Regions from separate parts of the Homo sapiens genome. Here all the other regions are linked to region 4. The links are chromatin contacts, found by Hi-C or POLR2A ChIA-PET in ENCODE. All regions are on one chromosome and are shown on one strand. The core of a region is the stretch at or near the end of the contact, and the rest is flanking DNA. Distances in the headings are between cores, read along the strand shown. Region 1 overlaps SLC30A7 (solute carrier family 30 member 7). Region 2 has its middle 65 kb from the start of LINC01307. Region 3 has its middle 84 kb from the start of LINC01307. Region 4 has its middle 57 kb from the start of S1PR1-DT.

Region 1 (3,320 bases), core at 694-3,193, 250 kb after region 4:
TTTGAAAAACATCTCAGAGTGATCTCCTTGCAAATAGTTCTTTATCAGGTGTACATTTAAATAAATTCAGTTTGTTTTCTTTTTTAAATGAAAAAAATGCTGAACTAGAATTTCTTTATTTTGTACTTTGGAGCTACTTTTTAACTGACTTTCATTAAAAAACTTATGCTTTTTTAAAGTCTAAGTCAAAAATGTTACCATAGAGAAATTAGGCAAGAGATGTAATTTTAAAATTACACTACCCAGAGAGAGCCAATTAACATTCTGGGAAATATATTCTCTATATATATGAATGCTAATTGGGATCTGGTGTGTACAGGCACGCACACACACACACACACACACTCTCTATATATAGTTTCTCCCTCATACATGTAAAGATAAATGCGTAGTTTAGACACAGACCTTTTACAAGAATTTTTCTTATGTGTTGCTCTGTACCTTGTTGTCATTTATTACCATTGAATCTAAGCCTTTGCTGACAACTTAGTCATCCAAAACTTAATATTGACTTAAAATAATGACTATACTATTACCTTTCATCTGAAACCTGTGAATGCTCTCTGATGCTGACCAAGCTTAATAATCTACATATAGTAGAAGTTCAATAATTTTTTTAAAAATGTGCCTAAAAATGATTGTAAAGAAATACTGCTAACAGTGGTTATGTGACCTCTGCGTGTTGTGATCCTAGTTTTTCTTTACTTCATATGCTTTCCACTATTTTCAAAATTTTCTACCATGATCATATTTTATAATCAGAAAACTATTAAAAATTTTCTTACAAAGAATATGTCATATGCATAATACAAACAAAAATATTATGAAAAATAAAATAAAATAATCTCAGAATAAAAGAAAAAATCCAAAAGAAAACCCACAAAAATATTAACATGGGTCTCTTATGGTAATTTTTCCTTATCTTTTTCTATATTTTACCAAGTTTCTTTGTCAACATAATTATTCCCATAATTAAAAAAACTACTTTTAAATATGCAATTTCATTAAATCCTCAGCCTCTTCTCTAAATAGCCACATAGCATGTTCATGCTCTACCTGAAAACTGACCAATGGAGGGCACTGTCTTCCCTAGAGCACTATTAAGAAGCGCCGTTTTCTCTCCTACACTCCAGTACTGTTGGGGCTTGTGGTGAGGCAGATGTCCTTCTTGCTTGTCACTACCACTATTTATCACAGTTCCTACTACTTCTTCCCTACAGCACAGTTTCCTTAAGGCCCGTGCCATTAGATCATTACACCCTCTACCCATCTTGATTACCAGGGTTACAATTCCTGATTGCCCCCCTTCAGTCACTGAAAAATTTGGTAATGGGCTTATTATCTTTCCACCTCTACTCTTTTCATTATTCTTGATTTAAATTATCCATGTGGGCAATCCACCCATCATCAGGTCTCTATATGCTAAGCTTATCTTCTGCCCCTATAATCACACCTTAAGCCTTAAGATCTCAATTCCAAGCATCTCATAATCTGAACAACCCTTTCTATTTCTGGATCAATTCCCCTAATACCTCCATTCTTAATACTTCTTCCCAAACAGGGAAGATAGGCTCAGTGGATTAGATTGACCCTATCTTAGGCCACTAAGTGGATTAGACCACTGAACCTAACACTTTTTTTTAAAGCATGCATCAATTACCTTTATATCTTAATTTCTCACCACTCTAATCCCTGCCTTGCCCCTTTCTCACTGTCAGTACTCACCTGACAAAACCCCAAACCTGTTAAATCTAACTCTCTGTCTATTCCATACCTCTTACCAAGTAGCTGAACAAGACTGAAGAAAAACACAACTATTCTGGTTGTTTGCACTTTAAATTCATGACCACAAACCTCAAAGTGGGCCCTCTGTGCTGCCAGGCAATCACACTGCTCCCCTTTACAGCAAAAGGCTTTGAAAAGGAGTTGACTTAGTTGCTATCTCCATTTCCTCCCCTCCCATTCTCTCTCGAAGCTACTCTGTCTGATCAGGCTTTCATTCTCATCACTCTTCTTAGTCCCAGCAGCATTTAGCAGAGTTGATTAGTCCTTCCTGTTTAACAGGTTTCTTTACAAGGCTTCTAAAACAACATATGGTTGTATCTTTCTTCCCACCTCGCTGGTCATTCCACTTTACTCTTCTTGGTTGCACCTGCCTCCTGACCAACCCCAGGGCTCAGTTCTCAGGCCTCCCCTCCTCTATCAATACTCGGTCTCAGAATAAACTGTCTATTAAATATGGCTTTAAACAACATATATAATCTGATGACACCCAAATTTCTATCTTCCACCCCAACCTGCTCCCTGAACTCTAGAGATGCAGATATATAAACATGTATCTACCACTCTCTGCCCTGCTCATTGCGCTCCAGTTACACTGCCCTTCTTGTCATCCTTGTATCTGGCATGCTCCTGCCTCAGTGTGTTTATACTTGAAGTTCCCTCACCAGGGATATTCTTCCTCTGAACAGTCCCATATTCCTCTCCTCCACCATTTAGTCTCTGCTCCAATATTACCCTATGCAGAAGACTTTCCAAGCCCTTCTAAAATAGCATCTTAGCCTACTCTATGGCATTTGTCACCAACTGACAGTCCATTATCTATTTGCATGTTCGTTTGCTTTATTGACTGTCTCCCTATTAAAATGTAAGCTCCATGAGGGTAGGCTATTTGCCTGGCACAGAGTGGGTACTAAAACATTTGTTGAATTTTAAGATACATGAAACTTTTCTGTTACCTTCAAAGGGTGGGCTTATGAGAACCTTTTAATAGGTAAGTTATACATTTCAGTAATGTTTAAAATTTTCACAATAAGAATGTTAATATAGTTTAGATATGTGTGCCTGCCCAAAACTCATGCTGAATTGTAATCCCCAGTGCTGGAGGTGGGGCCTGGTGGGAGGTGTTTGGATCATGGGGACAGATCCCTCATGGCTTGGTGCTGTCTTCACAATAGTGACTTATTTCCAGATTTAGTCATTGTTTTTTCTCTCTCTCTCTTTCACCACGCTACATGCCTGCTCTGCCTTCACCTTCCACCATGACTGTAAGATTCCTGAGGCCTCCCCAGGAGCTAAGCAGATGCCAGCACTATGCTTTCTGTAAAGCCTACGGAACTGTGAGCCAATAAAACCTCTCTTCTTTATAGACTACCCAGTCTCAGGTATATCTTTATAGCAATGCAAAGTATTACTTTGGTTATCAGAAAAACAAGAGCAAATAATAAAAATATCAAAGCTTAACAATAACAAAAAGAAATCCAATCATATGACCTGAAACTATGTATCTATGTAAGTTACAGAGAAGTTTATAAGTAGGT
Region 2 (3,418 bases), core at 177-2,676, 210 kb before region 4:
GAAAGTTCAATTGAATAGATAATTCCAAAACATTCACTTACTCTCTTTACCACAGTCCATCTACTTGGCCTTGTGCTGCAGAGACTCAGAAAAAAAAAGTTATCCTGTTTATGTGTGTGACCAGATAGACGCAGAGCAGTAAAATAAGTCAACACAGTGGTGCTAAATTTGGGGACCACACTTACAATATTTCCAGGCTTTATTTGATTTCATGGTCTGTTTTAAGTTTCAGAAGTATTTTCCTCATTTTGGCTGACCACCCACACTTCTTCTGCTCCCTGTAAGTATCTACCTCTAAGCATGTACAGCATATGTACCTCCCTCCTCCATGTGTACAAACATTCATCACAAACAGAGTCCCGGCCATGTGTCAGGAGGAGATGTGAGGCATTATGAATGAAGACAGGAGTTACAACCAAACATGCAGAAGACAAGCTCCAATGATATCTCACTGTCTGCTCACTTTTCACCAGCACTATCCAGAGAATAGTTTTTCTCCTTCTGCCTTTTAAGTCCCAAAGTTCTTTTTAATCTTTTTCTGTGATAGTGTTCCTCTGATGCCTTCTCTTGATTCAAGTCAAGCAGCATATGAAACTGCCTCTGGCAAGATGCCTGTTCAGTGGGTCAACTGGCATATCATACATATCATACTGCTGGAAATAAGAATATGAAGAAATCATAGAGGAGCTACTGCTTATTGAGGGCTTACTAAGAATCAGACATCCTCTTGCCTGCTGCCAGGTAAGACGTGACTTTGCTCCTCCTTTGCCTTCTGCCATGATTGTGAGGCCTCCTCAGCCACGTGGAACTGTGAGTCAATTAAACCTCTTCCCTTTGTAAATTAAAAAAGAAAAATCAGACATGATGTTAGGTGACTATTACATAACACTTGTCTCATTATTCCATCTTTCAGATTATGAACTTGAAGCCCAGAATGATTAAATCTCTTTGTCCAAGATCCCCCAAATAGAATGTGGCACACACAGGATCTGAACCCCTCTCTGTCAATCTCCCAAAACCCCAGTGCTTGATTCTATGCCACTGTGGCAGCCACAAAAGGTGATGAGTCACTGCAGTAGCCTGCTTACTACACAAAGCACACAGAGATAAGTGATGGTTTAAATGAGCTTCACATGACTTAGAGTGGTTCACAAACCATAGCAACATAAGAATCATCTTGAGAACTTGTTTTAAAAAAAAAGTAGATTTGCAGGTTCTTCTCCAAGGCCCCTAACACAAACCTCTGGGGATAGAGCTTAGAAGATTAGCATCTTGAACAGCCTCCACCAGTGATTCTTAGCAGGTGGCCCTCACACCATACATTGAAAAACACCAGTTTAACAGCCCTTGGCAAGCTGTTTCTCTAATCCAGTGGTTCTCAAAGTGAGGTCCCCAGACTAGCAGCACCTGGAAACTTTGTTAGAAATGCAAATTTTCAAACCCTACCCCAGATCTACTGAAGCAGAAACCCTGGGACTGGGGCCCAACAATTTAGTTTAACAAGCCCTGAGGTGATTCTAATGCATATGAAAGTATGAGAACCAATGCTCTAACCTAATGTGATCTTGACATTTTCAGGCCTGACCCACATTGCCAACACCATGGGAAACAGGCCTCCAAAACCTTCATGAATTTTATCCAGGGTGCTCGACCAATCCCACTAACTCATCTCTCACCACAGACTCTAACCTGTTCCCACCCTCCTGGATTCTAACCTTGTCATTTATTCTCTACCACCCTTCACCTGACATTCAGATTTATACATTTGGATCCATCCCTCTCTAATCATAATGTGGGTGGGTAAAAACTTACCTAGTTCTCATGTTTCTCAGAGCAGGCCCCAGAGACATTCGCTCTGGTGAGTGCCCTTGGCCCTAAATGGGGTATCCAATTATTCTGTTTCACCCCAGCTTCTTTTGAGAACTCTTGAACTTGACATCTGCAGACTCAGTCTATCATTGTTGGACTCTGTAGTAATGTTGTTTGTTGTTGATATGGTTTGGCTGTGTCCCCACCCAAATCTCATCTTGAATTCCCATGTATTGTGGGAGGGACCCAGTGGGAGGTAATTGAATCATGGAGGCAGGTCTTTCCCATGCTGTTCTCATGATAGGAAATGGGTCTCACAAGATCTGATGGTTTTATAAACAGGAATTTCTCTACACAAGCTCCCTCCTTTCTGTCTTTGCCTGCCGCCATCTATGTAAGATGTGTCTTGCTCCTCCTTGCCTTCCACCATGATTGTGAGGCTTCTCCAGCCATGTGGAACTGTGAGTTTTCCATTAAACCTGTTTCCTTTGTAAATTGTCTAGTCTCAGGTATGTCTTTATCAGCAGCATGAAAATGAACTAATACAGTAAATTGGTACCAGTAGAGTGGGGCACTGCTGAAAAGATATCCAAAAATGTGGAAGTGGCTTTGGAACTGGGTAACAGGCAGGGGTTGGAACAGGTTGGAGGGGTCAGAAGAAGACAGGAAAATGTGGGAAAGTTTGGAACTCCCTAGAGAGTTGTTGAATGGCTTTGACCAAAATGCTGATAATGATATGGACAATGAAATCCAGCCTGAGGTGGTCTCAGATGGAGATGAGAAACTTGTTGGGAACTGGAGTAAAGGTGACTCTTGTTATGTTTTAGCAAAAAGACTGGCAGCATTTTGCCCCGTCCTACAGATTTGTGGAACTTTGAACTTGAGAGGGATGATTTAGGGTATCTGGCAGAATAAATTGTTAAGCAGCAAAGCATTCAAGAGGTGACTTGGGTGCTATTAAAGACATTGAGTTTTATAAGGGAAACAACATAAATGTTTGGAAAATTTGCATCCTGACAATGTGATAGAAAAGAAAATCCCATTTTCTGAGGAGAAATTCAAGCCAGCTGCAGAAATTTGCATATGTAACAAGGAGCTGAATGTTAATCCCTAGGACAATGGGGAAATGTCTCCAGAGCATGTCAGAAGTCTTCACAGCAGCCCCTCTCATCACAGGCCTGGAGGCCTAGGAGGAAAAAGTGGCTTCATGGGCTGAGCCCTTGGTCCTTGTGCTGTTTGCAGCCTAGGGACTTGGTGCCCTGTGTTCCAGCTGCTACAGCTGTAGCTGAAAGGGTTCATTGCAGAGCTCAGGCCATGGCCTCAGAGGGTGGAAGCCCCAAGCCTTGGCAGCTTCCACATGGTGTTGGGCCTGCAAGTGCACACAAGTCAAGAACTGGGGTTTGAGAACCTCTGCCTAGATTTCAGAGGATGTATGGAAACATCTGGATACCCAGGCAGAAGTTTGCTGCAGGGGCAGGGCCCTCGTGGAGAACCTCTGCTAGGTCAGTGCAAAAGGGAAATGTGGGGTCAGAGCCCCCACACAGAGTCCCTACTGGGGCACCATCTAGTGGAGCTGTGAGAAGAGAGCCACCATCTTCCAGACCCCAGA
Region 3 (3,535 bases), core at 789-3,288, 230 kb before region 4:
ATGTTTATGATTATTATGTGAAAAAATGAGTTTCAAGTTGTATAAAATATGATCACATTTTTCAAATGGATTGTTGAGATAGGATGTATGTTGAGACACTATTTACATATGTAAATATAAAGCAGGTCAGAGCTCAGAGCTCTTCCTCATCTCTTTATTTTCTTTTCTACTGCTTCCTAGGAATTTTGTGTTTTGTTTTTTCTTATATTGTTATTGTTGTTGTTACAGTTATTATTTCATTCTGTTTTGTTTTGTTTGTGCCTTTTTAAGGTAGGAAAAAAGAGAGAGAGAATCTGTTAGACTAGTAAAGTATTACATTTTTGCTATAAAAGGCATCAATATAATCAAAGGGTTTTTTGCCTGTAAATGTTTAATTCTGATTTTTACAAAACATCCCTTCTAAATAAAGCACAGAATGAAAGGCCCTGACACCACCTTTTCAAGAGTGGAAACCAATAAACTAGCAGAGAGAAAAAATGGTAAAAAGGGAGCCCAGAGGGAGCCCATCTGAGGCAAACCTGGATGAACTGACACATAACTCAGAGGAGAAAGTAAAGGACTGTTCTGTATCATCTTCCAAGCTTGGTACATCTTGAACATCTAGTAGTAAAGTTTTCTCAATGTACTTAGCCTTAATATCCTTCAAGATGTCACTAGCATAACTAAAGGATATGTGTGCTTATGGGTGTGTTTTCAGAAAGAAAGTCAGAAATAATGTCTACCAAAGTGTTAACAGTAATTATCCAAGAGTAGTGATATTATGCATAGTTCTTACATTATTTTTGCTTATTTATATTTTCTAACTTTTTTCTACAATAAACACAGAGAGTTTTAAATGAGATTTTTAAAATTATAGCTATGATTTTAAAAGAGAGAAAGAAAAATCATACAAAGGAGATTTCAGAAAAGAAGATTCCCATATTCTCCCATGTTTTCTTCTTCATGGCAGGTAATAGAACATGTTCTTACTTCTGGAAACTGCAAAGCTGGAAGGGATCTTAGAGGTGATATGGTTCCTCCTTCTCATTTTATACATGAAGGAACTCAGGTCTAAGATGCTTAGTATTGCTCCCACTCAAGGTTCACAGCAGCAGAACAAAAAGTAATTTACATTTGTTGATTCTTAATTTAATACTTTTATAATGTGGCAGAAAAAACAGCATCATAAAAGTTTAAGATTCTACAGTGTCTCCAGTTAATTCTATCCAAAAATAAAAAATTAAAATAGGAGGTTTGTTGGCCAATAACAAAAGAATGGAGGCAGCAAAGCTGGAAATATATGCCCAATCAACTTGGAGACATTGTCTTAAATTTATCGCCAATCTTCTGGGATATATTGAATGGATATACAGCTATAAGCTGCCCTCTTTAAACTAAACACTGCACTATATTCTTGCCCTTTATAACAACTTCCTCAGTGAAACCTGCCCTGTGATTATATCCTCCTCATCTGTCCCAAGAGAATAAGGCAAAAATATTATTAAAACCTTAGCTTTTTTCAGTGTCATCTCTTAAATATATCTGTTTCTGACTCATAGGCAGTATTTTCCTTTTATCTATTTCTTACTCATATGAATGAAGCTTTAAAGAAAATTTTACACTGATGCATGCCTCCAACTTGCCTCAGGTAAAATGAATGAGACAACATCTACACAGCACTTTGAGCTCCCCAGACAGGGACATCAGAAATGAGCAGTAGCCTTGCTCTTGTCAAAGATATCAACTGAGCCTGGCAAGACTCCAAACCATAGAATAACTTTCCTGACCCCTCATCTGTATCTCTCAACTAGATACAGAATTGAAAATAGGAACCAGTCATTTGGGGTAAAACATATGCCAAAATAGTTCTGCAGCGTGGGTAAGAAAAAGGGTGAGATGTGCAAAGGGGAAGCTCTCTGAAAGCAGAGAATATAATTAAGTCAACTTTCAAATTCAAATGTACTTCTTCCTTTCCCACATGTTCTAAATCAGACCTCTTTCCCATAGGGCTGCAGATGGTGCCTCTAGGGCTGGCTGTCACTGATCTCTGAAGGGTAAAACTGAACTGAAACCTACAAGCTTCACACCTGTGGGGTCAGCTTCATTAACAACTTTGACCTTTGCTCGTTTTTAAGAGCTGCCCCAACAAATATCACTGCAAACAAGGTGCACCCTGACTCTTTGGTGATATATCACCTTCTCTTTTCACCTTGACCCTTTGGTCATATATCACCTGACCCTTTGGTGATACATTACCTTCTTGGCAATCTAATTTTAAGTCTCACTTCATGTTAATCCAGGACAGGGATCTTAAGTCAGTCTTGAACTCTCTTTGTAAAACCTAAGGGAGGTTTAACTACTAATTTACTGCTTGGACCTCAATTAACATCTGTTTTTAAAAATCACTTAACATTGCCACAAAATAATAGTTCTATGCTTCTCTGACAGATTTCATCACCTCAGTTTTCCAACTTTTGACCCAACTACAGTTAAAGCATGAAAAAGACACATTGGTAAGGCCAGCTAGTGGTCACGTCACACATAAATTACCACTTTCTACTGTAGGAACTGTCTCCATCTGTAGGAAAAACCTGGAGAATCCTGTAAATAGCAGAAATATTATAACAAATCTTTGGTGAATGGAGGAAAGTGGTGGAATTAAAGGTAGAACTATCAGAAATTACTTAAAAAAAAAAAAGGACTTGTGAGGCTTGTCCACAATACTTATCCCCATTTTACACAATAAAAAACCTAGACACAAAGAGGTTAACTTGCCCAACTTATACAACTAAATTATAAAGATTCCTATAAATATATTCTCAATATGTGAAGCACATTATACACTTTATTGAAGCATTTAGTATTTAGTGATTATCATTCTAACAATGTAGGAGAATATACTTTAAGAAATACGGAGCAAAATCATTCATTTTGAGCAAGGCCTTGGGTTGGCAGTGAATCAAGATGACAGCTTTACTATTTAAGAACAGCTCTTTGAATTGTAGAAATAGTCCTTAATCACAGGACAAACTTGGCTCCATGGTGGAAAAGATTGTTTTGTTTTAATTCCAAATATCTATTAAGTACCTACTGCTAGTCCCCAGTACTGTGCTGATATGCCACAGATGTGCCCATCCCTTCTTTTTGCAAAATTTTGAAAATCTAATAAGGGTAGAGAAATAACCAACTTTTATGTTTTATTCTGCATTACAATTCAATGCAGAATCAAAAGATTTCCAAATAGAGCTACAAGCGAGCAGCATTTGGAACCCCAAGGAAGGAGCATGATGACCCAGGAAAATGTCAAGAATTGGATGTTGAACATTAGCCTTTCAGCCACAATCACAGACAGGAGCACTGTCTTCCAAAATAAAGAATAAGGTATGATTACAGGACTAAGCTGAACATAAAATTGGCCTCTAGATGGTCCTGGTGAGGTGAAAATGGCTAAAGGAACTTCATCAAGATTACCTGGAGAAAGTGGCCAGAGATACATTAAGGAGCAATACGGTTTGGTGCCCAATAGTAAAGAAGAGCATGCATATCGGACAGCCAA
Region 4 (3,214 bases), core at 490-2,989:
CCCTACACTTACTTTACAGTTTAGAATTTATTTTTATTTTGCATTATATATGGGAGATGGAAGACAGTGTTATCTTCTCTTTACTTATGATCTTCTAAATTTTTTATTTATTTGTTTGTGTAGATATGTATGTATGTATGTGTGTATTTATTTATTTATTTTGAGACAGAGTCGTGCCCTGTCACCCAGGCTGGAGAGCAGTGGTGGGATCTCGGCTCACTGCAACCTCCACCTACAAGGCTTAAGTGATTCTTGCACCTCAGTCTCCTGAGTGGCAGGATTACAGGCACATACCACAAGGCCTGGCTAATTTTTTGTAGTTTTAGTAGAGACAGGGCATCACCATATTGGCCAGGCTGGTTTCGAACTCCTTGCCTCAAGAGATTCACCCACCTTGGCCTCCCAAAGTGTTGGGATTACAGGCGTGAGCCACCGCACCCAGCCTGATCTTCTAATGATTTCTTTATATACTTATTTATTTTATTTGTTATATATTTTTTTGAGACAGGGTCTCGCTCTGTCACTGAGGCTGGAGGGCAGTGATGTGATCATGGCTCACTGCAGTCTCGACCTTCTGGGTTCAAGCAATCCTCCTGCCCTAGCCTCCCAAGTAGCAGGACAACAGGTGTGAACCACTACGCCTGGCTAGTTTTTTAATTTTTTTGTAGAGGCAGGGTCTCACTTTGTTGCCCAGGCTAGTTTCAAACTCCTGGGCTCAAGTGATCCTCCCAAAGTGCTGGGATTACAGGTGTGAGCCACTGCACTTGGCTTTCTAATGTTTTAAATAAGGTCTGCTTCTGAACTCTCCACTCATACCACCTAGAAGTGTACAACTTGGCAATACTGATCTACGTGTAACTTACAAATAGTGGGGTGATGCTTTCGCCTATGTATGAAATGCCTTTTCCTACATTAGGAAATTTCTACTTCAGTATGAACTGGCTAATTGGCTCAAAAGTCACCTCCTGAACAAAACCTTCTCTTACTTCTTCCATGCTACTCCTGAATTCCCATTTTTACTATGACACCATTTACATGCCCAGGCTGTTGTTCTAACCCCGTTGCATTATATTTCCCCATTAGACTGTAAGCTTCTTGAGCAGTTTTTCACCTTTTGTATCTTGCACATTTGGCCACTCGATAAATGTTTGTTGAGTTGATTTGAATTAGAAGAAAATCACCAGATCTCTTCAGAAAGACACAAATAATGACTGGTTTAGGTAATCTAATGGTCTCAAAGAACACAGTACAAAATTGAATAAGTTGGAAGCCAAATATTTATTATTTGCTACTCTTTCATTTTTAATTGAAATATAACACTCACACAGAAAAGTGCCCCAAATTAGTGTATTACTCAATGAATCATCCCAAAATGCATAATTGATCATTAACAAAGTCAAGAAATAGAACATTGTCAGAAGCTCCTCCCATGTACATTTAAGCATCAATTTTTGTAGAGTATTTTCCTTTACACCAGAGACCTTATCTGAGCCTTTCAAAGTTATTCATTTCAAAGTATTCATTTCAAAGAAATGAATACTTGTCCACCCGGCTTTCATTATGGTCTATCGTGGTAGTTGATTGCCAGCCACTGTCACTGACGTGTATTTTCAAATCTTGTCATCTTTGTGAAGAAATATAGACATTTGGCACTCCACTTCTATGTCTTTATGACTCTTGTTTCCACGGGGCCCTACTTCTTCCTTTGTCTCCTTTTATTGTGTGTTCTTTAACCCCACACTCTTCCTCAATGAAACACTTTACCCACTTCCTGTCAACCATCTGACCTCGCTTCTCCTTATAACTCCTCCACTATTGAAAGCTTTTGAAAAACTCCAAAAGGAATTGAATTTTTGATGAGGACTTAAAATAAGATACAAATGTGATTTCTTCATTTGTTCAGACTGCAAAAGTTAAGGGAAATTAAAATATGAAGACGGGTCTATAACAGAGTAGAAAAGATGACAAATTTAGAGAAAATGATTTACTTTTCTGCGTGACAGGCAGAAGAATATAAAGAAACTGAAACCACTGGCAACCTCAAAAGGGTTAATTTTAAGAGTTGTACTCAGGAGACTTATGTCACAGTGATGGAAACAATGCTGCTACAGAAAGCTTCAAAGGTGCAAGTAACTGAAAATGCTATTTATTAGTCAGTTTAGAAGGAAGAAAATTAATAATCACAAGAACTGACTACTTCTCTGGAAATGTCTCATTTCTTTCTATGTCACTGTAAGTTAGCTTTCTCTTTTTTATTATTCTTAACGGTTCTTTCCATTTCTTGTCAGTGTCATGTCATTTGAAGAACTGATATTTGCTGAGATTTGTGAGTATAAGCCATTGCATGCAGGGAGTAAAAGTCTTCTCTTAAATCTTAATGAGGGCTGGGCACAGTGATTCATACATATAATACCAGCACTTTGGAGGCCAAGTGCTCCCAAAGCACTTGGCAGGAGGATCACTAGAGTCCAGGAGTTTGAGGCCGGCCTGGGCAACATAGGGAGAGCCTGTCTGTACCAAAATAATAAAAAACATTAGCTGGGTGTGGTGATGCACCTGTGGTCCTAGCTACTCAGGAGGCTGAGGAGCTACTCAGGAGGCTGAGACAGGTGATGCACCTGTGGTCCTAGCTACTCAGGGAGGATCACTTGACCCCAAGAGGTCAAGGCTGCAGTGAGCCTTGAAAAGATTAGGATCTTTCCATGGCACTCCAGCCTAGGGGAACAGAGTGAGGCCATCTAAAAAAAAAAAAATCCAAAAAAAAAAACCTTAGGCCAGGAGTGGTGGCTCACGCCTGTAATCCCAGCACTTTGGGAGGCCGAGGCAGGAGGATCACGAGGTCAGGAGATCGAGGCCATCCTGGCCAACGTGGTGAAACCCCATCTGTACTAAAACTACAAAAAATTAGCTGGGCATGGTGGCACATGCCTGTAGTCCCAGCCACTCGGGAGGCTGAAGCAGGAGAATCACTTGAACCCGAGAAGCGGAGGTTGCAGTGAGCTGAGATCGCACCACTGCATTCCAGCCTGGCGACAGAGGGAGACTCCGTCACAAACAAACAAACAAATCTTAATGAGATGCCTCTAATTATATTTTGAACTTAAAAAAATGTCCTGGTATATACGCTTCAGCTATTATATATAATGGCAATGCCCAACCTTTTTGGCACCAGGGACTGGTTTTGTAGAAGACAATTTTTCCACAGAGTGGGTTG

What was found. Hi-C counts contacts between places; a loop is a spot of excess contacts on that map. ChIA-PET counts read pairs that join two places held with the same protein, here RNA polymerase II (POLR2A). Pooled maps may share reads with other maps.
Region 1: a pooled map shows a loop between it and region 4 (6-fold over the local background). The contact joins two enhancer-like sites. A Hi-C loop is called at or near these places in 2 of 37 single-sample maps with no recorded cell type and 12 of 50 pooled maps. POLR2A ChIA-PET finds 5 or more read pairs at or near these places in 3 of 52 experiments (activated T-cell, activated naive CD4-positive, alpha-beta T cell and naive thymus-derived CD4-positive, alpha-beta T cell).
Region 2: a loop to region 4 is called in a map with no recorded cell type, with 8 times the contacts of the local background. The contact joins two enhancer-like sites. A Hi-C loop is called at or near these places in 4 of 37 single-sample maps with no recorded cell type and 6 of 50 pooled maps.
Region 3: a map with no recorded cell type shows a loop between it and region 4 (11-fold over the local background). The contact joins two enhancer-like sites. A Hi-C loop is called at or near these places in 14 of 37 single-sample maps with no recorded cell type and 5 of 50 pooled maps.

Annotation. Positions count from the first base shown.
Region 1 is chr1:100,926,119-100,929,438 of GRCh38, reverse strand. All of the region lies in intron 8 of SLC30A7 (solute carrier family 30 member 7), which reads right to left. Among named protein-coding and RNA genes, the nearest start is that of SLC30A7, 32 kb to the right of the region's middle. Within about 2 kb of position 1,943, at least 4 of the 41 ENCODE cell types and tissues checked have a DNase peak (open chromatin) inside an H3K27ac peak, as active enhancers do.
Region 2 is chr1:101,387,084-101,390,501 of GRCh38, reverse strand. No RefSeq gene overlaps it. Among named protein-coding and RNA genes, the nearest start is that of LINC01307, 65 kb to the right of the region's middle. Within about 2 kb of position 1,426, at least 3 of the 41 ENCODE cell types and tissues checked have a DNase peak (open chromatin) inside an H3K27ac peak, as active enhancers do.
Region 3 is chr1:101,406,319-101,409,853 of GRCh38, reverse strand. No RefSeq gene overlaps it. Among named protein-coding and RNA genes, the nearest start is that of LINC01307, 84 kb to the right of the region's middle. Within about 2 kb of position 2,038, at least 3 of the 41 ENCODE cell types and tissues checked have a DNase peak (open chromatin) inside an H3K27ac peak, as active enhancers do.
Region 4 is chr1:101,177,821-101,181,034 of GRCh38, reverse strand. No RefSeq gene overlaps it. Among named protein-coding and RNA genes, the nearest start is that of S1PR1-DT, 57 kb to the left of the region's middle. Within about 2 kb of position 1,739, at least 5 of the 41 ENCODE cell types and tissues checked have a DNase peak (open chromatin) inside an H3K27ac peak, as active enhancers do.